Regions from separate parts of the Homo sapiens genome. Here regions 1, 2 and 3 are each linked to region 4. Evidence: chromatin contacts called from ENCODE Hi-C or POLR2A ChIA-PET data. All regions are on one chromosome and are shown on one strand. Each heading gives the region's core, a stretch centred on a gene start or an enhancer-like site at or near the end of the contact. The rest is flanking DNA. Distances are from core to core; before and after follow the strand shown.

Region 1 (5,679 bases), core at 1,445-3,944, 240 kb after region 4:
GGGCGTGGTGGTGGGCGCCTGTAACCTCAGCTACTTGGGAAGCTGAGGCGAGAGAATCGCTTGAAGCCGGGAGGTGGAGGTTGCAGTGAGCCAAGATCGTGCCACTCTACTCCAGCCTGGGCGACAGTGTGAGACTCTGTCTCAAAAAAAAAAAAGAAAAAAAGAGTAATCTTAAAAAATAAAAATATATGTTTTAAAACTTTTTATATATACATGTAAAATGTATATGCATATTATATATATGTTCAAATGTGTGAATGTATTTTTGTATTTATAAACACTTAAACTAAAATATGTAAATTTATGTATAAAACTATAAAATATGAACATGATATTATACTATGTATATATTTTGTAACCCTCATTTTCACTCACTACAAAATAAATGTATTTTATATGGTAAGTATAGATTTACCTAATTTTTTCAAGGTAAATAGTTTAAAAAATATAAAACTAGTAAATGCTCATTGCAAAAACAAATTGCTAAAAAATATCAAGAAGAAAGTAAACAGCACAAAAAGCCCTCCTTCTAAAGACAACCATTATTAACATTTTGGCAAACATCCTTTTTTTTTTTTTTTTGAGATGGAGTCTCGCTCTGTCACCCAGGCTGGAGTGCAGTGGTGAGATCTCGGCTCACTGCAACCTCCGCCTCCCTGGCTCAAGCGATTTTCCTGCCTCAGCCTCTGGAGTAGCTGGGATTACAGGCATGCACCACCACATCCAGCTAATTTTTTTTATTTTTATTTTAGTAGAGACGGAGTTTCACCATGTTGGCCAGGCTGGTCTCAAACTCCTGACCTCAAGTGATCCGCCCACCTCAGCCCCAAAAAGGTTGGGATTACAGGCGTGAGCCACCGTGCCCGGCCCAAACATCTTTTTTTACACACATATACACCCATATTTTTATATCAATAGTCTCAAATTATATATACACTGTTTTGGGACTTTTAAAAAAATTTCAGCAAGACCTTGTGGACATCCTTCCATGATAATACGCAGAGCATGAGATTATTCTTTTAAATGATTACATAATATTTTATTGTGAGAGCATAACTTTATTGAATTTATTTATAAACACTAGTGGCGAGCATCCATTTTTCAGCTTTTCACAATTAAAAACAACACTGTGATGAGCCATCCTTATATATGGATTCTTTCTGGAATAAGAAATAAATGGACTGAAAAATTAGAATGTACAATTCTAGAGGTCCCACGTTGTCAAATTATGTTCAGAAATGTGCACCGCGAAAAAGTCTAAAAGTTCAGCCAAGATTCACATGGGTCATTTCTGGGCAAAAGGACCAGGCATGATTTTGTTGTTCTTCCTATTCTTCTGTCCTCCTCAGCTTTTCTATTCTAAGTGTGTCCTTCGTTATGCTGATGCAAGTTGGCAATTTTACATTGCACAAGAATATATGGTTTTAATCCACGCAAGTGTCGCCTCTGACGATGCTCTCTTTCCAGTTCCTCCTGCACCACACTTGCTCTCATCATCTGCTACAGGGGAGGGACCTGCTAGCCCTGTGCCTAAGTTAGCACCAGCAGGAACCCACAGGTGTTCAGTGGGGAGTCGCTGACTGCCTTGGAGAAGCGTATTTGAGACAAGCTGTTAATGGCTCACGGTCCTAGGGTAACCCCCTCGGCTGGCACCTGCATTTAGGACAGCAGTGAGCCAAGCAGTTTCCAGCTTGTGGGAAAGAAGCTTTGAGGGGTCCCTAAGGGCAAGAAGGCCTTTCCTGGCTCAGTCCAATCAGATACCTGCTGTGGCTGTGCTTCTTCTGGCCACAGGTCCCTGTCTTTGTTGGTTCCCTGCACTGACCTGGCCAAAAGGAAGCTGCTTGCTTCTGGGCAGCAGCTGTCCCCTCCCCCAGAAAGTCTAAAAGGACACAGAGGACGTCTTCAGTATTTCCGTAGAGGTCACAAGCTAAGTGGGTCGCTGTCGCTGTTTTACGTTTGGTTGGTGCTGAGACACTTCCTCTTTCATTTATGTCTTATTCAGGCCACCTCCTCCATCCCCCTTGAAGACTGAAAAAGGGGAACTTGAAAGAAAAACCGAAAATTTCAGACCGAGCTATGGTGCAGGAGACCATGCTGTCATCCTGAAGCAGAGGCTGGGGACGTCACCAAGAGGATCACAGCATCCTCGAGGGTTCACTGAGGCCACTGCCCAGGCTTTCTTTTCTTTCTTTTTTTTAATAGAGATCAGAGTCTTGCTAGGTTGCCCAGGCTGATCTCAAACTCCTGAGCTCAAACAATCCTCCCACCTCAGCCTTCTAAAGTGCTGGGTTTACAGGCTTGAGTCACTATACCGGGCTGACCAGGGACTTTCTTCCTCCCCTCATTCGAACTTTCTTAGCTCCCACTCAAGTCTTCCTAAATGCTATGTGGTATTCTTAGGACTCCTAATTCCTAATTTTTCAGGAAGTGAAATGATATTCTTAAAGTAAAAACCAAAATCTGCTTTTGCTCAATTCTTTGAATTTACTGTATTTATATGCCATATATAGAGAGAGAGAGAAAGAGAGACAGAAAGAGTGCATGTAGATATACACACACAAATGTATACACACACACACACACACACACACACACATCAGATTGTGGTAGCTTTTGGAAACTCTCTAAGGCACAGAAAATAAGTTGCCTGACAAGACATCAAAGAATTGCAAAAGAGGCCACAGCCCCAAAGGCCTTACTGACTGCTTTGTGATTTGTAGCATGACTGCTGATAAGCATCTATTTGCTTCAGTAAATAGAAGTTGAATCATAACATTTGTTCCAGGAAACAGTAACTGAAGTCGCAAATCATAAATAATAAAGCATGAAAAATCTTCTTTTAACCTAATGGACTAAAAGATTTCTTGCTTTTTTCATTTCTGCTAATGGCCTCTCTCCCTTGGCACTGCCAGAGCTGGCCCATTAAAGGTGAATTGAGCCTCAGTTTGCAGGCAGGACGTGGTCCAAAAGATCATTTGTAAGTTGGTTGTTTGGATCAAAGAATGTGTTTTCTCCTAGAAACCGTTTTTCTCAGGGTGACTGGGTTCTCAGGTTCGCTCGCACAGTGCTGTTCAACTTCTACTGAAGCTGAGCTCTGGGTCTTTGAGGGCAGGTTCTCTGCAGTGCAGGAGGGAGAAATCAGGTCACCTGCTGCTCCTTTGCATAGAGACCTGGCTCTGAGCACAATTTAAGCATAAGTAGTTTTCTTTTCTACTTTCTCAACTCCCTTTTGGCGTCCAGGTCCAGGGCCGTAGTCCCTGGATTGCAGCACCCTTTCCTAAAGTGCTTTACCCACCTCTGGGCTGCTTGCCTGCTAAGGGGGGTCTGGGACCCCAAATTACCCACTATTCCTGCTTCCTGACCAATCAGACTTCCATTTCCTCAGAGCAGTTGATATCAGCTAAGGGCCAGGGGAAAAGCAAAAGGAGAAGATATGAATTCACACTAGTAGGTGAATCATGGAGAACCTCTTAACCCTCTTAATATCTTCTCATGTTAAAATGAATTAGTTGTGAGACTTGAGAGTCCTTGTGGCAGTATGGGTTAGGGATGAACACGGTGACTAAGGATTCGGAATTCACACACACATTAGTAGGACTCTTAGGCTCTTCACTGCACCTGCTTCCAGAACACTGGCAGTCAGTTAGGAAATGATCCTACTCTGGAAAAAAAATGCAATGGTCGCAGAGAAGAAACTTTCAAGTTCAGACACTGGGGAGAATCCCCTCAGTGAATAAGCTGATTATCTGCCAGATTGCCTCTGAGAATAAGCCACATTCATGCACACAGAACCCCCCACCAGTTTTTTGTGCCTCATAATGAAATCTTAACAGATAGCCAAAGATTACCAGATGTTTATGGAAAGTTCTAACATGAAACAAAAAGACCAAAACAGAGGAAACAACAGAACAAATCTTCAAAAGTAGTATAGTTACTATCTATAGAGAAATAAGAAAAGGCATTTTATCCATGAAATAGGATGTATTTTAGACTTTCAGGATGCCGTAACAAAATATGATACACTGGGTGGTTTATAAACAAAGAAATTTATTTCTCATGGTTCTAGGGACTGGAATCCAAGATCAAGGTGCTGATTTGGTGTCTGGGGAGGGCCTGCTTTCTGGTTCAGAGATAGTGTCTTCTTGCAGTGGCCTCACGTGGAGGAAGGGGTGAGCTGACTCCCTTGGGTCTCTTTTATAAAGGCACTAATACTATTCATAAGGGTTCCATTCTCATGGCCTGATCACCTCCCAAAGGTTCCCATCTACAAATACTATCACGTTGGGGGTTAGGTCTCAACATAGAAATTTGGGGGGACACAGACATTCAAACCATCGCAGGGTGCAAAATAAAATAATCATAACAAGAAAGGGATTTTGGCTATTGAAAAGCAGAATAGTTTAAAGTAAGTATTCAAAAGAAAAGATAGAAGATAATTTATAAAGTCTGGGCACAGTGGCTCACACCTATAATCCCAGCACTTTGGGAGGCCGAGATGGGTGGATCACGAGGTCAGGAGTTCAAGATCAGCCTGGCCAAGATGATGAAACCCCATCTCTACTAAAAATACAAAAAAAAAAAAAATTAGCTGGGTGTGGTGGTGGGTGTCTGTAATCCCAGCTACTAGGGAGGCTGAGGCAGAGAACTGGTTGAAACCAAGAGGTGGAGGTTGCAGTGAGTTGAGATCGCACCACTGCACTCCAGCCTGGGCAACAGAGCGAAACTCTGTCTCAAAAAAAAAAGAAAAGAAAAGAAAAAGAAAAAAAATAATTGATAAAAACTTCAGAATGTAGTACAAAAAGATGGAAAAAATGTGAGAGATAAGAAAATTTGAGGATCTATTCTGAAAGTCCAACATCCAGCAAGAATGGAGGGAAGGAAATTATCAAAAAAATAATACCAGAAAATTTCTCAGAATGAAAGGATAAGAGTCTCAGTATCAAAGGGCCTGCTAAGTGAGCCACAAAATGAATGAGAAGAAAGGTTCAGGCTAAGGCACATCTTTATAACCCTTCAGAACGCTAAGGATAAAAAGGAGACCCTATAATCTTCCTAAAAATAACAGATAACATACAAAGAACTAGGAATCAAAATGGCATTGAACATCTCAGTAGCAACATTGGAAGTCAGAAGAAACTGGAGCAAACTGTTTATAATTCTGAGGGGAAATGATTTGCAATCTAGAATTCCACACCAACTCAATAAATTCTCAATCAAGTATGAGGGCAGGATAAAAACATTTTCAGATGTCAAAGTTCTCAAAATATTTATCTCTATGTACCTTTATTCCAGAAGGTTCTGGGGATGTGCTACTGAAACCAAAGGAGTAGGCCAGGAAAGAGGAAGACAGAATTTAGTAATTTAAGAAACAGGGGATCCAACAGAGCAAAGTGTAGTTGCAGTCCTAGGAACAGCTATGCAGTAGGCCCATGGATGACCAGTATAGATAGGAATGTGGAGATGAGGGTACCCAGAAAAAAAATGTAACTAGTGTAAACGGGCCATGTAGAGAAGCATTAAAAAACAAAGTAAAGAATCAGAGAATCATAAAAAATAAGGCACATGCATGTTATATAGTTTTTTAAAAGAAAATAAATAATAGAAATCAAGTGATGATTAACTCTAGGCAAAAATAAAGAGGTTCTACAAGAAAGAAAGCATGGTCATAGTACACTACTT
Region 2 (5,756 bases), core at 1,546-4,045, 140 kb before region 4:
GATTAAAATAGACTGATATGCTGGTAAGTAATTGGGTGGTCACTCCCAGTCTCTCTATAAGCAGATGGCTTTTAAGGTGAATAATATGAATAACTGGTACATCTCTTCCTTCTTTGTTAGCTTTATAATCTCTAACAGTACTTAATGTTGAGAGTCGCTCCGATGCCATGTGTATGTCATCTCTCACTTATACAGACTCACACTGACATTCACACATTAACAGTCAAAGGGGCAGCCTCAGACCATCCACCATCTGGGGCCGCCTATTGTTCCCTCCACCCCCTTTCTTGTATCGGAACTAAGACCCCATTCTCCCCTGTCCTTATACACTCCACATGTCCCCCACCCCATCTGAGGAGTTCATGAGCAGCATGTTGAATATATAAAGTGTGTGATGCAAGTTGGAGATTGTGGAAGTGTGGGAGGCCATCCTGAACATCTGCTAGCCCTAGACCGTCTTCTAGATGCTCTTTGTTTTTAATACATCTCTGGAGTGAACCACCTTAGTCCTCTTTTGTTTCTCCAAAGGACTGAAGAAGAAAATAAGCCAATTATGTAAGCATTCTGGCTAGTAAACTCTTGGTACCTACTAACTATAGATCTAAATGTTGTGTAGTAATGCTAAGGACTCCACGTTCCTAGGAAATCCTCATTATTTTTACTCTCATTCCCAACACACTAACTCTCTGAGTTAGGAGAGGACACCACTTCTCCCCAGAAATGAGAACACTTCTCGCTTCCTTCCCTCCCTTCCCTTCCCCTCTCCCTTTCTGCCTTCCTTTCTTTCCTTCCTTTTTCTTTCCTTCCTTTGTTCCTTCCTTGCTTCCTTCCTTCCTTTCTCTCTTCCTCTTTCCATGTTTCCTTTCTTCTTCCTTCTCACAGTTTCACTCTTTACATATGTATCCATCATCAATTTATTGTTTACTGTTGCCATTTTTGCACTTTGTATTAATGAAATCATACACATATGCTATGGCTTCCTCTATGACATGTGTTTCTTTGTTCATCATTTTTTCATGTTTTTGAAATTTATTCATGTTCATATCCACAGCTGTTAGATATTTTCTCTAAATAATAGTTTTTCTTTGTATTAAAATGCCACAATTTGTCCCTTCTGCTGATGGGCATATAGGCAGTTTCTGGTTTTCACTATTGCATGTGATGCTGTAATGAACACTCCCTGTCCTGCCTCCTGGTGCACATGGACATACACTGGGGAACAGAATTGCTGGTTCAAAGTGTTATGAGCAGATTCAACTTTGCCAGACAAAGCAGAGCGTTTTTTTTGTTTTTGTTTTTGTTTGGTTGTTTTTTGTTGTTTTTTTGTTTTTGTTTTGTTTTGTTTTGTTTTCCAGAAAAGCTGTCATTTGAAGAAAGCTCTCTGTAGTTAGGAAAGGGGAACATAGGTCCGGGTGGGTTCAAAAGTAGCTTCTCTAACCATTACAAGAAATTTATTAGTTTTTCTTAAAAAGTAAGTCTGCAATTTTAATAAATAAGAATCCACATAAACAAAGTACTTTGGCGTACGTGGAAGGAGCCCAAGCCGTGGGATGCATCGATGAATACAGGGTGCTTCTCCTGTTAGATAGTGGACTGCCCTAAGTAGGCAAAAGTGTGATGCACATAATTGTGATGTGTTTGAGGTAAAGCCAAAGGAGAAAGAGTCAGGGAATGCTGGCACTGCCCATGGCACTAACTAGTTGGGGCCTGGATCCCAGTTTTCAGATGGAACTGTCCCCTCTGGCTCCTCAGTCAACGCGAATTTGCTTGAAGGACCATCAGTTCCTTAAAGCCTCATCTCCCCCAATGGGTGTTGTTTTATCAGCCTCCTCTCTGTGTGGGGAAGCCCGCCTCACTCAACCTCACTGTTTTACGTAAAACTGGCCGATTCCCTCATTTAATTCATAATAATGAAAACTGAACATATGACTGCAATTTTAAATTGTTTTGGGTTTTGTTCACAATGATGCAAACAGGAACGCATAGATTCATAGATACACACAAAAGAAAATCAAGACCATTGTTTAACCCCAAATGGATTTTATGCACAACATAGACCAAAGTGAATTTCAGTGAAAATACTGCTGGAGATTCAAATCTGTCATGGGTGCCCACAGTGGTGATTCCATGACAGGCTTCCTCCACCCACACCAGCGAAGCGTGGGCGTGGGAAATGACTTCATCCTGTGCTTCCATTTTCTGATTGATTTGCATAATGCTTAGGAATTTGTGAAATATTTCCACCGGCGTTGTTTAATTAGATTTTCATAACCTAGTGAGTGAGGAAGAAGGGATGATCTCCAATTATGCAGAATGAAGAAACCGAGGCCCAGGGAGGTTGACAGACTTGTCCTGAGTCACCTTTGCTCCTCTCCCAACTGGGTAGGGTCCAAGAGGGCTGGGTTGCGCCACAGTCGATGGAAACGTGTGCATCTCAGGGTGCATCTTGGGATTATGGTGGTATTTCTCCATGTCCAGGGCTAACCGAGCTTAAAATCACTAAGGAGAAATGGGCACCCACTGAGCGAGGTGGCCATCCATTCCAACATCTCATCACGGCCCTGGCCCCAGCAGCATCTTCCAGAGCGACTCGAGCCCATCCAGGGAGAAACCATTAGCAACACAGTGATGATAATTGCATAGTAGGCAGGAATGAATTTCAGATTCCCACCTTGCTCTGATTTTCAGGCCTCTCTTCTGTGGTGGAAGGTAAATATCCCAAGAAAAACAAACCTTGGCTGCAGCTGTCTTCAGGGATCTGTGTACTTTCAAGATAAGGTGAGTTGCCCCAATCATTTTATGATCCTAATTGTTGGGGAACAGGATATTCGTCCTCAAACACATCACTGTGACCCTCCCAGCTTCCTTCTGTGCTGATTAAGATGAAGCCATTTGCTTATGAAGCCCCCCAGACCTGTGGCTTTGATAGTCATTTTTTTCCTGTCCCTAGAAAACCTAATTTCCAGAGGGTATGCCTCACCACAGCAGGCCTCCACGTGGCTTACACAAATAATGCAAAAATCTCCAACAACCCCTACAAAGAACTTGCTCCTGGTGCATGGGCTGCATTTTATTTTGTTTTGTTTTATTTTATTAAATTTTTTTAAATCTAACTAATAACACTTGAGCTGTTGTTTTCCTTACCCCTGTTCCCCCAACACCTTCAATTGTACATAGAGTAATTTCAAACTGTAAGCTACTCCTGACTTAGCTACTTATTAAAAACACTAATATCCTTGGCTGCTTTGATGTCTATGGAACAACAAAGGAAGAGAGTTACTCTGGGCCACTGTAATCCTTGATTTGTCACTAAGTTATGACACCCAGCAGAGCCGTGTGACAGTGCAAATCAATCATCCCATGTGCTCCGCGGGGCCTTCCGTGCCTCCCGCCGAGCCGCTGCAGTTTAATTAGCTTTTTTCACACTACCACAATGTACATCTGCAGCTTCAGCAAGAGAAAGAGATGGAGGCGAGTTCACCGGGAAGCGGGAGCCTTAAAAAAAGTTCATATCGTGGAAAAAAAAAAGTCTGAAAGAAGAAACATCAGAGACCTTTGTAGTTTTTGCTTCAGAGGCATTAAGACTGAGATACACAGGCCTGGGGTACACCAGATTGTTAAATGTAGACTTTAAAAACAGCTCCACCAAACCCTGTGCGGAGGAGCTATCAGATGGTGTTTAAAGGACCTTTTCTTCTTTTGGGGGCAGTCTGTGTCTTCTGTTTTCCTCCTGCCTCTATACCCCACCTTTGGTTGATTGTGCAGAAATTCTTTGAGCCCAGACCTTCTCGAGTCCACCAAGATGAAGGAGGTGAGACCTTGATTCTGCCCAAGTTTTGCAAAACTTTGGATAAGTTCCTCCTGAAAGGTGGTGTCCTTGAGTGAAAATCATGTTCCTCTGTTCACTTTGCAGTGATAAATAATGGCAGCCAAAGACTAAAGGTAGGAATGAGGCCTCGAAAGTTGGGAGTCATTGACGGGGACAGCAGGGGTGAGAGCAAATCAGGCCTCGGTGTCAGGCACAGAGTGACACTTTTGTCCTGGCCCGGGAGGGAGTTAGACAGATGAGATCAAGCTGACTCTGCCTATGCTGGGGGGTGTTCAGGACACTGTCTGGTTCCTCTGGAAAACCACCTACCAGAGGAGGGGCTGGGAGACAGCCAATCTGCTCTTTTCCCGGCCAGTTTCTGGGCAGCTGTTATGGCTCATGGGCGGGTGAGCTCAGACCCTGATGACAGTGATTTAATGTGGGTTGGAAGTTGGGTTTTCTCCTCCCAGAATTCTCTTTCCCCAGTTAGGGGGAAGGGAGCAGGACGGACCATGGAGGTGCTGAGGGGTCCCCTTGTCACAAGTCATCATCCTCTATTCAGGTGATGGCTTCTGCATCACTTGCAGGGAGGATGCCAAGAACCTATCTCAAAAGCTCTCCCTGGAGCTCTTTCTACCCATTTTGTTTGGGCTTTAGCAACAGCCTGGGCCCGTTTCTTCTGTTTCTGTCCCTCACATGTTGGCACATCTCAGCTGATGGAGGCAGGCTCTGCTGTGTGCAGCTGTTCTGAGACTGCACTGCCAGACACTGGAGGGTCTCCCATGAAGATCCTGGCCCAACCTGCAGAACCTTCAGCCCCATATCAAAAGATGAAAGGGTCAGTACTAAAAAGAAATGAGCTAACAAGCCACAAAAGGATGTGGAAAGAACTGAAATGCATATTGCTAAGTGAAAGAAGCCAATCGGAAAAGGCCATGTACTGTAAAAATCCAACTGTATGACATCTGGAAAAAGGCAAAACTATAGGGGCAATAAAAAGGTGAGTGGTTGCCGGGGTGGTGGGGGAGAGGGAGGAGGGTGAATAGGTGGAGCACAGGGCATTTTTAAGGCAGTAAGACTCTTCTCTATGATATTGTCATGGATACATATCATCGTATGTTTGTCAAAACTCATGAAATATACAACACAAAAAGGAAACCCTCATGGAAGCTATAGACTTTAGTTAACAATAGTGTATCAGTATTGTCTTATCAATTGTACCAAATCTACCACACTAATGAGTTATTAACAAGATGTTAATAATAGGAGAAATTTGGTGGTGGTGTAATATGGAAACTCTGTTATTTTCACTTATTTTTTGTAAATCTAAAACCACTCTAAAGAAGAAAGTCTTGTGCAGGATTTGGATTAAAATGAAAAGAAAAAAAAAGGATAAAGTCTGACTGGACGAGGTGGTTCACGCCTGTAATCTCAGCACTTTGGAAGCCCAAGGAGGGAGGATTGCTTGAGTTCAGAAGTTCAAGACCAGCCTGGGGAATATGGTGAAACCTCATCTCTGCTAAGAATAGAAAAATTAGCCAGGCGTGGTGGCACGCACCCATAGTCCCAGCTACTCAGGAGGCCAAGGTGGGAGGATCGTCTAAGCCCAAGAGGCAGATGTTGCAGTGAGCTATGATCGCACCATTGCACTCCAGCCTGGGTGACAGAGCCAGACCCTGAAAAAAAAAAGGAATAAAGTTTATTCATTAAATTTTTTTTAAAAGTCACAGGGACAAAAGCAACAAAAACAGGAGGGAGAGGAGAGGTGAGCAAGGGGAGGCTTCCCTCCAACGTGGAATGTTTATTTTGTAGTTAATGGCCAGCGGGCATTCACTGAGACCTGTGGTTACCTGGGAAGCATCCTTTTCTTCTGAGACAGACTTCCTCCTGACCTTGCTTTGAGCACTGAGCAACAGTCACCTCCCTGTTAGTGACACATGAAACCTGA
Region 3 (5,553 bases), core at 1,584-4,083, 210 kb after region 4:
TATGATTGTATCAGCATATGGAACAGTTCACAAAATATTAAGCAAAAATGCAGAGGTAGGCTGAACGCTGTGTGCATATGCTGATTATAAATAAAGCAGGCGTGTATCTGAACAAAGCTAGAAGAAAACATGGAAAAGCTAACACTTGAGTCCTAGAGTTATTTAATGAATGGCTGTTGGTTGCCAGTAACTAAGAACCCACCTACTTTTAAAAAACTCTGAATTCTGGCCGGGTGCAGTGGCTCACGCCTATAATCCGAGCACATTGGGAGGCTGAGGCGGGAGGATCACTTGAGGTCAGGAGTTCGAGACCAGCCTGGCCAAAATGGTGAAACCCCGTCTTTACTAGAAATACAAAGAAGTAGCCGGCCGTGGTGGTGCACACCTGTAATCCCAGCTATTCGGGAGGCTGAGGAGCAGAATCGCTTGAACCTGGGAGGCGCAGGTTGCAGTGAGCCGAGATTCCGCCACTGCACTCCAATCTGGGCAACAGAGCAAGACTCCATCTCAAAAAAATATGTATATATATATATTCTTAATTCCATTGCACCATTTTGAGACAATGAGTATTCTTGTAATGAAATTTCAAAATCATATGACACTATTCAGAAAGGCATAAAGTGCAGCATTGTGAATAACAGCATTGTTTTAAATCCTGCCTTGATTTTTAAAATATTTTGACCTTGATGATAAATATTAGCTGTCCCGTTCATGTATTACCAGAAAGTTGTGTTGTAGTTTTGGAAAAATGCTAGACTGACAAGGAAGAACCAGTTACATTGCATAAGGAAGTGTGCCATCACAGAGTAGCCAGAGACTTGTGTGACCAGCAGCTTCTGTTTGTTCAGGGTCTTAGAGTTCACTGACCAAGAGTGCAGAGAAGAGCTCATTTGATCCTTGCAACAACCCTCCCTCCCAGGTATATAGACCAAGTGTGATCACCTCCATTTCACAGACAGAGGTGCTGACACTCAGAGTAAGTGACTAGTTTGAGTTCTTGGGTCAATAAGTAAGAAATTAATTATAGTAGAGAAAGGATTTTTCACACATGTAATATAGCAGCAATGAAAACATAGAAGTTTTAAGTCATGAGTGGGGTTGCACAGTAAAAGAACTTTTAGAATAGGTTAGAGAGAGGTGGGCAGAACTTGGAACTGGGAAGTGATCCTTGTGAATTGGCACTGGAATCAGATCCCATTGCCTTTTTTTTTTTTTTTTTTTTTTTTAAGACAAAGTCTTGCTCTGTCACCCAGGCTGGAGTGCAGTGGCATGATCTCAGCTCACTGCAAGCTCCACCTCCTGGGTTCACACCACTCTCCTGCCTCAGCCTCCCAAGTAGCTGGGACTACAGGCGCCCGCCACCACACCTGGCTAATTTTTTTGTATTTTTAGTAGAGATGGGGTTTCACTGTGTTAGCCAGGATGGTCTCAATCTCCTGACCTCGTGATCTGCCCGTCTCGGCCTCCCAAAGTGCTGGAATTACAAGCGTGAGCCATCGCGCCCAGCCCCCATTGCTTTTAATAGAGGAGCAAGGAGCAGTGTGGAGAAGGTAGATACGCAGACAGGAAGATCACTCTGGCTAGAACCAAGAGTGGCTGATAGTGGGGAGTAAGATTGCAGGTGGATATATAGCAGTGAGGGTGGGTAAGAACAATTGATAAGACTTCAGCTTAAATTTTGAGTAGTATTGCAGGGATGAAAACAAGTAGATTCTGGCCATTTGTAGTAAATTTTGAACCCGTCCTGCTAACATTTTAATGTATCTTGGCTTTTGTTGTGGGGAGCACAAGTGGGTCTTGCTATATTGCCCAGGATATTCTCAAACTCCTGGCTTCGCAAGCGATCCTCCTGCCTCAGCCTCCCAAAGTGCTGGGATTATAGGCATGACCCACCATGTCTGACCAGTCTTGGCATTTTATAATAAGCATAATCTATCTGAAAATGTCACTTAAAAGATCATTTTGTTTGCATATCTATTCACTAGTCCAGTTAGTAGTCCATTAAAAATTCGCATTACTTCGGGATTAATAGGTATAAAACAAGTTTTTTCTTTTCCAGGATTATATTCCATCACAACAAGATATTCTGCTTGCCAGAAGACCCACCAAAGGCATCCATGAATACGACTTTGAAATAAAAAATGTTCCTTTCAAAATGGTTGATGTAGGTGGTCAGAGATCAGAAAGGAAACGTTGGTTTGAATGTTTCGACAGTGTGACATCAATACTTTTCCTTGTTTCCTCAAGTGAATTTGACCAGGTGCTTATGGAAGATCGACTGACCAATCGCCTTACAGAGTCTCTGAACATTTTTGAAACAATCGTCAATAACCGGGTTTTCAGCAATGTCTCCATAATTCTGTTCTTAAACAAGACAGACTTGCTTGAGGAGAAGGTGCAAATTGTGAGCATCAAAGACTATTTCCTAGAATTTGAAGGGGATCCCCACTGCTTAAGAGACGTCCAAAAATTCCTGGTGGAATGTTTCCGGAACAAACGCCGGGACCAGCAACAGAAGCCCTTATACCACCACTTCACCACTGCTATCAACACGGAGAACATCCGCCTTGTTTTCCGTGACGTGAAGGATACTATTCTGCATGACAACCTCAAGCAGCTTATGCTACAGTGATGTACAAAAGACTTGCTGTTTTAATATCTTTTTGTGTTTTTGATGTTTTCTGTTTGTTTTGTTTTTTAAAATAGCAGTTTACAACCAGAATTAGAACAATCTTAATTCTACGTTTAACTTCTTGAAAATCTTAGTACTTTTTCTGCGGCCTTTGGTTTGTGGCTGAAAGCTGTTGAGTGACTCATCGCCAAGATTTGCTGTAATGCAGGCTTTGATCTGTTTCACCATGGCTTCTATTCAAGTCCAGTTAAAACCTCCCAGCTGACCTCAGACTAGGCATATTTCAGGCTTTAAATTATTCTACTTTCCAAACTGAATTCTCCTGCAGTGCCAAGTATCAAAGGTGTCCTTAAATACTTGTAGGGATGAGGTTAGGAATATTCAGTTCCAAAACAAGATATCTTCTGTCCGCCTTACATATAGCAGTGACACTTGTTGCCTAACTTTATGGTGACCTCCTATTTTGTAAGGGCTGTTAGAAGTTCTATCTAAGAAATGGCATTCTGTAGGTTTATAGAAGGTTTAGCCTTCATATTTTAATTGCTTGTATACACAACAGCTGTTTTGCTTTTAGATTTCTGTGTTTCTGAAGGTAATGTTCTTCCTGTTTTCAAGTTTACATAAGGATCTTTGGTCTGATGCTGATGAAGAGTTCACAGGTGGTATGGGAGAGCAAAAGGCAAGCTAATGCTGTTTACCGTGTTTTGGTCAAACGTAACGAGTGAAATAGAATTTGCCTTTCTCATATTTAATTATCATGTAGTTTAATGTACCATATGTGAAACATTCTGGCCATAGCAGCAACTAAAAACTGCAAGCAACTTGGTAACAGAACTTTCTAAATAAACTTAACCTGTTCCAGAATGTCATGTATTTGACTTTTAAGCCCTATCTCAGTTGGTCAGTAAAGACCAATCCTTACTGTAGGAAATCATTGTTGTATCATCACAAACATCTATCTTTTGCTGTCCTGTCCAGTCCCATCAACTCCACACTGTGCCATTTGTGGCATCGTTTTGTTTATTTGGAGTTTGCTAAGGGCAGTATTTTTCTGTCAAGACTATTCAAGAAGGCATTATTTGAGATTCCTGTTCATTCTTGGTGTGTCTCTAACAGATACAGTATGTATACATTTGTATAATTGTTGTTGTTGAAAGTCCAGCTTTTTTGAGGTATATTTTAAATGTTTTAAGGATGCTTCTAAGGATCAGTAGTAATTTTTTTAGTTCGCACCTAAAGATGATTACATTGACCTCCCCCGACTGCTTACCAAATTAAAATGTGTCCACGAAGTAGCTTTGTGATCGCAGATACATTCATAGTGAACTCATCAGAATGGCTGGTTTGCAGTACTGAAATACTATCTTCTAGGCTGTATGTAGTGCTACAATTAGAGAAACAGAAGTCCAAGGCTGGCGACAGCTTGAAAAGTCTGACAGCTTTTCTACTTTTCCTGAAAATTTTAAGACTGTGATATCTGTCATTTTACTGTATAGCTGACTGTGTACTCAGGTATTTTATTGGTCCTTGAAAGATTGGTCGTTATGGATCACCCAGCCTTTCCAAGTCAGTGGCTGTTGTTCTGTCTTGCTGTCTGATACGAGAGTGGGGCTTTTCAGTGAACTAACCAGGGATTGTTCTTGACATACCTGACTTTTCTCACATTTGAACTTCCACTATCATTGTATCCATATAACTTCTAGCATTTTCATGCCATGGTAATCCATGAGCTACACATACGTAGCCCGGCACCGTGATGCAAGTTCATGGTATCGTGCATGTTCGTGGTATCATGGTATCATTCATGCGTGTTTGAATAGTTCTACATCTAGTGCTTCTTGCCAAAAAGAATACATTGTTTAAATTCACAAAATTAGCATAATTGCAGTGCTAATGAATATCGGAATATGTGCACAGTAACATTTGGACTATTCATTGGAGAGTTTACCCATACATTTAGCAAATTGAATGGCCAAAACATTTGACTCCAGTGAGGGCTCAAGTTAGATCCCTATAGAAAGAGGACACTTCATCTTACTTAAGTCATAGTTAAGATCTGTGATACGAACCATAGATATTGCCTGACAAAGCAGAAATCACCAAGTTTCCCCCTTTTGAATTACCACCAAGAAGTGTTGAAACACCAAATAGATATCATGTTATTTTGGGCATTTGCAGTTTTCTTCCCTGCTGCATGTAATGTCTCAGAATCAACATTCTTTTAAAATCTAGACTATATTTTGAGGCAATGAATTACTTATATTCAACTTAGGCTTGTTTTGACATTCAGTAGAACTTTAAGTTCAATCTAAAGGCTTCAGTCCACATTTTTTTATACGTTGTATTTTAAAAACGTTTGAAAGGAGTCTTACACCTGTATCATGAAAACTGAATCCTTTTGAAATACCACTATATGAAGAGAGAGATGAAATTTAGTGAACAGAATTGAAAAGGTGCTCATAATTTCACTATGCAAACTTACCCCAGTCTCTAAAAAAGTAATTTAGATTTAAAGTTCTTTGATGTATTTGATTTTCTAAATCTTTATGGTTATGATTTGGAATAAAATGTGCCTAATCCTGTGTTACATTCTGTTCTTAAATCTGAATGCCTTCTCATTTAATTCTGAGGAAATATCACACAAGTGTCTTCATTGACCTTGAAGAAATGTATATACAGTTGCCTTATAAAACAACATAAATTTAGACCATAACTTTTATAGAGAAAGGGTTTTGTCAAATGTTTTCTGAAAATCTGAGTAATTCAAAGCATGCCTCTGCCCCTTTAATATTTTTAATAACCTGCATTGTTGCTGTCTGCCAAATATTAAATTGAAATCTTCATTTCAATTTTATTATCTGGAAAGGGCACTGGATTGCTCTGCAACCAAAGAAAGCAATATGGAATGAAAAAACTCATTC
Region 4 (5,696 bases), core at 1,221-3,720:
CACCGGGTCCCTCCCTCAACATGTGGGGATTACAATTCCAGATGAGATTTGGGTGGGGACACAGAGCCAAACCATATCAGGCTAGAAGGCCTCAAAAATCTAGGAAACCCTCTACCTAAGTGAGAGCCAGTAGGGGGATCCCAAGAGCACCATGTTGAATGGTTTATGTGTTAGTCAACTAAGAACCTCCTTGTTCTCCCACCCTACCTCTGCTTTTCCGGGGTCCCCCCTCCGACCCCCCTGCAGACATCCCAGCTGCAACAGCCCAAGCCCAAGGAGGGAAGGAACCTTACCTTTGAATGAAGTTCCAAGTTTTGCTTATTACACTAACATTGAACTGCATACAGAACTAAATGGAGACTGTCCTTGTCACTGATCATACCTGGAGGATCTGTATTATCTAAAAGTGACCAGAAAAGTTATGGGACTTCTCAGAGTTTTCATCCAGGTTTAGGAAAAGAAATAACTTGCAGCATAGGTTTAAAGGAGCATCTTGGGGAAAAAACAAAACTGTTTTTTTCTTGCACTACATAAGGTTCTGAGCAGCCAACACAGTTATATCCATATCACTCTATAGGTTTCCAAGCAGCCCTGTGAAGAAGGTCAAATTGTTACTCCCAGTTCACAGATGAGGAAATCAAGGAGCTGTTCCAAGCTGGAAAGGCAGGCGGCAGGATTCCCACAGCCCACAGCCCTGCACTCCCCCAACATGGACTAGATCCAATGCCCCCAGCTTGCTCCTCAAGCAATGATAGCACCTCCATGAGGGAATCAACTTTATTCCCAGGACCTCACTTGGTGTTTGACACCTAGCCGGTGTTCAGCCTTGAGCAAGTGGAAAGCACCCAACCATGGAATACAGCATAGCTACATTTTATAGGCATTTACCAAATATTGGCCAAACAGAAACTAACTGGTCACTCCCGTCTCCTCTTGCCCCACCTCTTGCATTATGTTATGTTATGTTATGTTACGTTATGTTATGTTAGTGTAACCCATTACCCCCAAAACTGTGTAATAATTCCACTGTGGGAGAGACCAAGTGTCCGCCAATATCCACTCTCCCCATCTTCCTTCCTCTAGCTAAATCTCTAGAAGTTTAACTACTCACAAACTGGCCTAACTGAAGACTACATTTCCCGGACTCCCGTGCAGCTAGCCATGGTCATGTGACCAAAGGCCAACCAATGGGATGTGAATGGAAATGACCCATGCTACTTCCTGGTTGTGAACTTAAGATGAAGCCACCTTCCCACCATTGCCTCTTTTTCAGTTATCCCCTGGGTATGGGCATGGGTGTAGGGGTGGTGAACCAGCTTCAATCACTACCTCAAGGCAGTGGTTCTCAAGCTCACCTGGACATAGACATCACCTGGGAGAGGCGCTAAAAAAAATCCCAGTGTCACAGCTCTGTGCGTGTGCCCTGGACAGCGGGATCTTTCAAGTTTCCCCAGTGGATTCTAATGTCCAGACAAGATGGAGGAGCATCATACTTGTGACCAGGGGATGGGTGGAGCAACAAGATAAAAAAATTTATTGGTTGTTGGATTTTTTTTTCTCTTCCCTGGCCTCCATTCACTTCCAGCCCATGACCTGGACTGCCCTACTGCCTTTAGGCAACTCTGTGTTACAGACAGAAACTCTGTCATGTTTGAACCCACTTCCTCCCTTCTGAGGTCTATTTATTACTGAACTATAGCCTGGACTTTATTTAATCCAACCAGTGGATTCTGGAGCCTTCTGTCATTGACGCTCTATCCATGTGGATCTTAGTTTCCATGTGGGCTTAGTTTCTCTTTAGGACCCTGGGGGCTTAGGAGAGGAACCCTTAAACACTGATATACAAACCTAGGGTTGAGATTCTCCTTATTTCTTGACATTGGCTGGTAGTAAACTAAGGGTGTGGATTGCTTCGCCTTTCATCTCATTTTAGATCAGCATTGCAAATAAAGGCATCAGGTTAACAGCTCACTCACTCTTCCAAGAAAGGACCAGACTCTCTCACTTACATTCTGGGGGAAAATTTTTCTTAGCCCTTTGTGAGTGACTCTTGTGAGCCCAGTGGAATAGATTCAGTAAAATCTACAATGAGCAATGGTCTTTAAGTATTGAAGCTCTGTGTTTTCCCTACGGGGATTAGCAAATCTAGGTTTCAGCCATGCACCCACCCAACATTCATTTGTAGAAGTGTGCAGAGATGAGTCAGCAACCCCAGTATTTATGGGCTAAATAAGTTGTCAGAGGTTAAAAGCAAGTCAGGGGCTCTTATCTACTAATTGAATTCTGAGGAAGTTGAGGGCTAAAGGGGAGGGGTATAATGAGTGGTTTGGCAAACCACTTGATTTTTTTCTCCTGTGAGGACTTCCTATGCAACTTTTAAGAGCTGTTTTATTCACCGCGTAGCCCTTAATCGCAACCCGCTGTCCAATCTAATTATGATCCCAGCAGTGCCGTTTGGGGCAATACTTCAGAGCATGCGCAGAAACCAGGGACAAGTACATACGCTGTAATCTCTAGTGCGGGGTTTCTCAACAGTGGCACCACTGGTGGTTTGAACTGATAATCTTCTGTTGTGGGAGCTTCTGTGCATTGTAGGATACTTAGCAGCGTCCCTGGCCTTTACCTGCTAGACACCAGTAGCAACCCCCACCCACTGCCGCAGTCTTGATAACCAAAAATGTCTCCAAACACTGACCGGTGTTCCCTAGAGGGCAACATTGACCTGGTGGAGAAACACTGTCCCGGATGAATTCCATGAGACAAGGAGTCCTACTCACAGCAACATCCCCAGCGCCTGTCATAGCGTCTGGCACATAGTAGGGACTCAATAAACACATGTTGAGTGAGTAACTAGGAGGGGAGGTGGGAGGAGCACACCAAAGCCCAAACCTCTAGAATTTCCCACTGGCCTAGTGCAGCGGAAGTGAAAAGGAGCACTCAGATCTCCAACTGCAGGGAGCACGCGGGCTGATGGCCAAGCTGCTGCAGCTCAGGATCCACCAGCATATCCATGCCAAGGTCAGGCTTTCCACGGGATCTCCCAGCACATGACCATGCACCGTGGGGGTACGAATGCAGGGCCGTTCCCAGAGATGCAGGCCCTCTCCAGCAATGACTTTGGCTCAAGGACACCCCAGCAGCCTGGTCAAAACTTTCTTGGACTGCACAAAGGACACCCCAGCAGCCTGGCCAAAACTTTCTTGGACTGCATAAAGGACACCCCAGCAGCCTGTTCAAAACTTTCTTGGACTGCACTGCCATCTAAGACTCTCCCTGCCCAGAGGTCAGACTTGCAGCACGGTCTGGACTGCCCCCCGCCCCGAACCCCCTCAACACTCAACTTCAACTTTCTCCAGCTCTGGCCCTTCCTTTATCTACCACAGGTGTTTTCCCCAACAAATCTCTTGTCCATCGAATCTCACCTTGGTGTCTGCTTCTTGGAGGACCTGAGGCAACACACCTGGCATTTTAGGAGTGTGCCTGCTCCCAGCCCTCTGTCCATTCCTGTGAGATGCCATGCCCCGGGGCATCCCCTGGGGAGCTCTGCTGATGAGAAAAGCATTGTGCACAAACCCATTTAGACAAGGAGAGAGCTCTTGGAAGCGACTCAATGTCCCTTTGTCCAGAAGATTGAAGAAGACGTGAGTTTAACTCATAAATAATAGCTCACAAATTACTAACAAAACCAGACACACACTAACATTCCAAGAAACTTAAAGTTAACCTTTTATTGGTTTTAAGGCAGCAGGGAAAGTCTTCTGGTCCACATGCGTTTCTTCTGCCCAGGGGAGGGAGGGTCAGGAAGAGGAGAAGGAGTTGGCCCCTGGTAACCAGCCAGAGCATTCTTTGCCACAATCTACCCCATCTTGTCTCCCCAATCTTCAAATGTCACCCAAATGCACTTTGGTTCTCGAGCAAGTGTGTCCTGTGGCCCATACCATGGCATCTGTCAGAGCATCTTCCTGGTCCAGAGCCCCCAGCTCAGCCTGCCTCTTTCCTTACAGGCTCTCCCAGGGGCAGATGACCTCCTTTTCTGTGGCCCGGTCACCCGACTCTCCTGTTCCAGCATCCTCCGAGTCCATCAAGCAGGTCCCGCTCCCCGTGGGCACATCCATTTTGATCTGGAAAAAGCTTCAGGTGCAAGAGGAAAGCCAGTAATGTAGGGGCAGGGGCAGGAGGGACTGCACCTCCCCAAATCATCCTGACATCCTTGAAGATGAACATACCAGGTGCATTTGCCAAAGACTGTGGTGGGGGCAGGTATAGCTCAGGGGTAGAGCATTTGACTACAAAGGTTGTGTGTGCAGTGATTGGCTTGGTGGAATCTTTTTATTGGGGATTCATATTTTCATTTTGAATGAAAAATAATTCTGAAGGTGCTTTGTTTTCATTTTTGAGGTGCTCGGATCCCTGTGGTTTTGATGGATTCAGGAGGTCCCTGTAGGACATACCAGGACTTAGTCATCAACCCCTTTAAACTGACTTCATGGGTGCTGGGCACTGTGGCTCATGCCTGTAATCTTAGCACTTTGAGAGGCTGAGACAGGCGGATCGCCTGAGGTCAGGAGTTCGAGACCAGCCTGGCCAAAATGGCGAAACCCCGTCTCTACTAAAAATACAAAAAAATTAGCCGGGCGTGGTGGCATGTGCCTGTGATTTCAGCTACCTGGGAGGCTGAGGCAGGAGAATTGCTGGAACCTGGGAGACGGACACTGCAGTGAGCCAAGATTACACCACTGCACTCCAGCTTGGACTACAGAGCAAAACTCCATCTCAAAAAAAAAAAAACACCCAGACAAACAAAAAACTGCCTTCTGAGGAAGTAGTGGCCCTTGAGAAGAGAGCCTTTTAAAGTCCCAAGCCCATGTATGAGGCATAGCAGCGGCCCCAAAGCTGGAATATTCCCTCTGCAGGGCCTGTTGGGAAAAATCAATAGACACACTCACACAGGATTCTGACCCTTCTCCTAAGGCAACTAGAGTCACCTGCTCCTCCCTCTCCCCCTAAGCGACACAGGCAGGAGGGATAACAACCTCTGCCTGGCTGTCCCCGGGTATCCCTGGCAACCTAAGACTTCTGCATGGTGCTTTCTTCTCCAAGCCCAGACGAGGCCAAACACATGTTGATTGGTGCAGGGGTGCCCCTGACTGTCTCCCCCAAAACTCAGTAAGTGTAGGAGCTGATTCTCTGTGTTGCATCGCTCACAAGTTTTCTTTCTGCTCTGATCCAGGCGTTATGGAGCACTCCTCAGAGCCTTAGTTCTGCCCCCTCTGGCCTGTCTCAGGGAACTGGGGGTTCTCAGAGATCAGGCTTGCAGGACCACCCAAAATGAAGTTTAGAGGGGCCCCCCCTCAGGCAAAGGCTACGCACTTTCATTTTCACAGAAATGACTGCCAGAACAAGGCTCCCTGAAAGTCCCTCTAAGAGACTGTGCCAATGGATGCAGAGGAGGGTGGGAAGGTTTCCTTAGGGTGGGGGAAGGGAGGCAAGGGCACTTATGGTGAGGGAGGGGCTGGAGCACCCAGAAGCATGCCCAGGGCATCCCAACACCTGCAGCTCCCACTGCTGCCACCAATCTTTCCTGCTCTTTACAGATGCAATGGGTTTCTTAGACTAATAACGGTCTTGGGATGGGACAATGTGAGTGGAAGAACATATAAGGGGAAAAGAGATTTGGAAAAATGGAAAAGATTTGG

What was found. A loop is a pair of places that touch in the nucleus more often than their neighbours do. ChIA-PET counts read pairs that join two places held with the same protein, here RNA polymerase II (POLR2A). Pooled maps may share reads with other maps.
Region 1: a pooled map shows a loop between it and region 4 (7-fold over the local background). The contact joins two enhancer-like sites. A Hi-C loop is called at or near these places in 7 of 50 pooled maps. POLR2A ChIA-PET finds 5 or more read pairs at or near these places in 5 of 52 experiments (AG04450, activated CD4-positive, alpha-beta T cell, activated CD4-positive, alpha-beta memory T cell and 1 more).
Region 2: a loop to region 4 is called in a map of PC-9, with 5 times the contacts of the local background. The contact joins two enhancer-like sites. A Hi-C loop is called at or near these places in 1 of 168 maps with a recorded cell type or tissue (PC-9), 1 of 37 single-sample maps with no recorded cell type and 8 of 50 pooled maps.
Region 3: a pooled map shows a loop between it and region 4 (4-fold over the local background). The contact joins two enhancer-like sites. A Hi-C loop is called at or near these places in 7 of 50 pooled maps. POLR2A ChIA-PET finds 5 or more read pairs at or near these places in 2 of 52 experiments (activated CD4-positive, alpha-beta T cell and activated T-cell).

The regions. Positions count from the first base shown.
Region 1 is chr17:64,982,371-64,988,049 of GRCh38, reverse strand. No RefSeq gene overlaps it. Among named protein-coding and RNA genes, the nearest start is that of LRRC37A3, 66 kb to the right of the region's middle. RefSeq lists enhancers at 1,618-1,667, 1,948-2,247, 2,865-3,144. Within about 2 kb of position 2,694, at least 28 of the 41 ENCODE cell types and tissues checked have a DNase peak (open chromatin) inside an H3K27ac peak, as active enhancers do.
Region 2 is chr17:65,363,001-65,368,756 of GRCh38, reverse strand. No RefSeq gene overlaps it. Among named protein-coding and RNA genes, the nearest start is that of LINC02563, 92 kb to the left of the region's middle. RefSeq lists an enhancer at 5,006-5,756. Within about 2 kb of position 2,795, at least 2 of the 41 ENCODE cell types and tissues checked have a DNase peak (open chromatin) inside an H3K27ac peak, as active enhancers do.
Region 3 is chr17:65,011,336-65,016,888 of GRCh38, reverse strand. It overlaps GNA13 (G protein subunit alpha 13), which reads left to right. Exons shown (of 4, transcript NM_006572.6): 4 at 2,060-5,553. The coding sequence ends at 2,632. Among named protein-coding and RNA genes, the nearest start is that of GNA13, 43 kb to the left of the region's middle. Within about 2 kb of position 2,833, at least 6 of the 41 ENCODE cell types and tissues checked have a DNase peak (open chromatin) inside an H3K27ac peak, as active enhancers do.
Region 4 is chr17:65,225,710-65,231,405 of GRCh38, reverse strand. It overlaps RGS9 (regulator of G protein signaling 9), which reads right to left. Exons shown (of 19, transcript NM_003835.4): 19 at 3,703-4,131. The coding sequence ends at 3,999. Among named protein-coding and RNA genes, the nearest start is that of RGS9, 91 kb to the right of the region's middle. RefSeq lists an enhancer at 5,467-5,696. Within about 2 kb of position 2,470, at least 4 of the 41 ENCODE cell types and tissues checked have a DNase peak (open chromatin) inside an H3K27ac peak, as active enhancers do.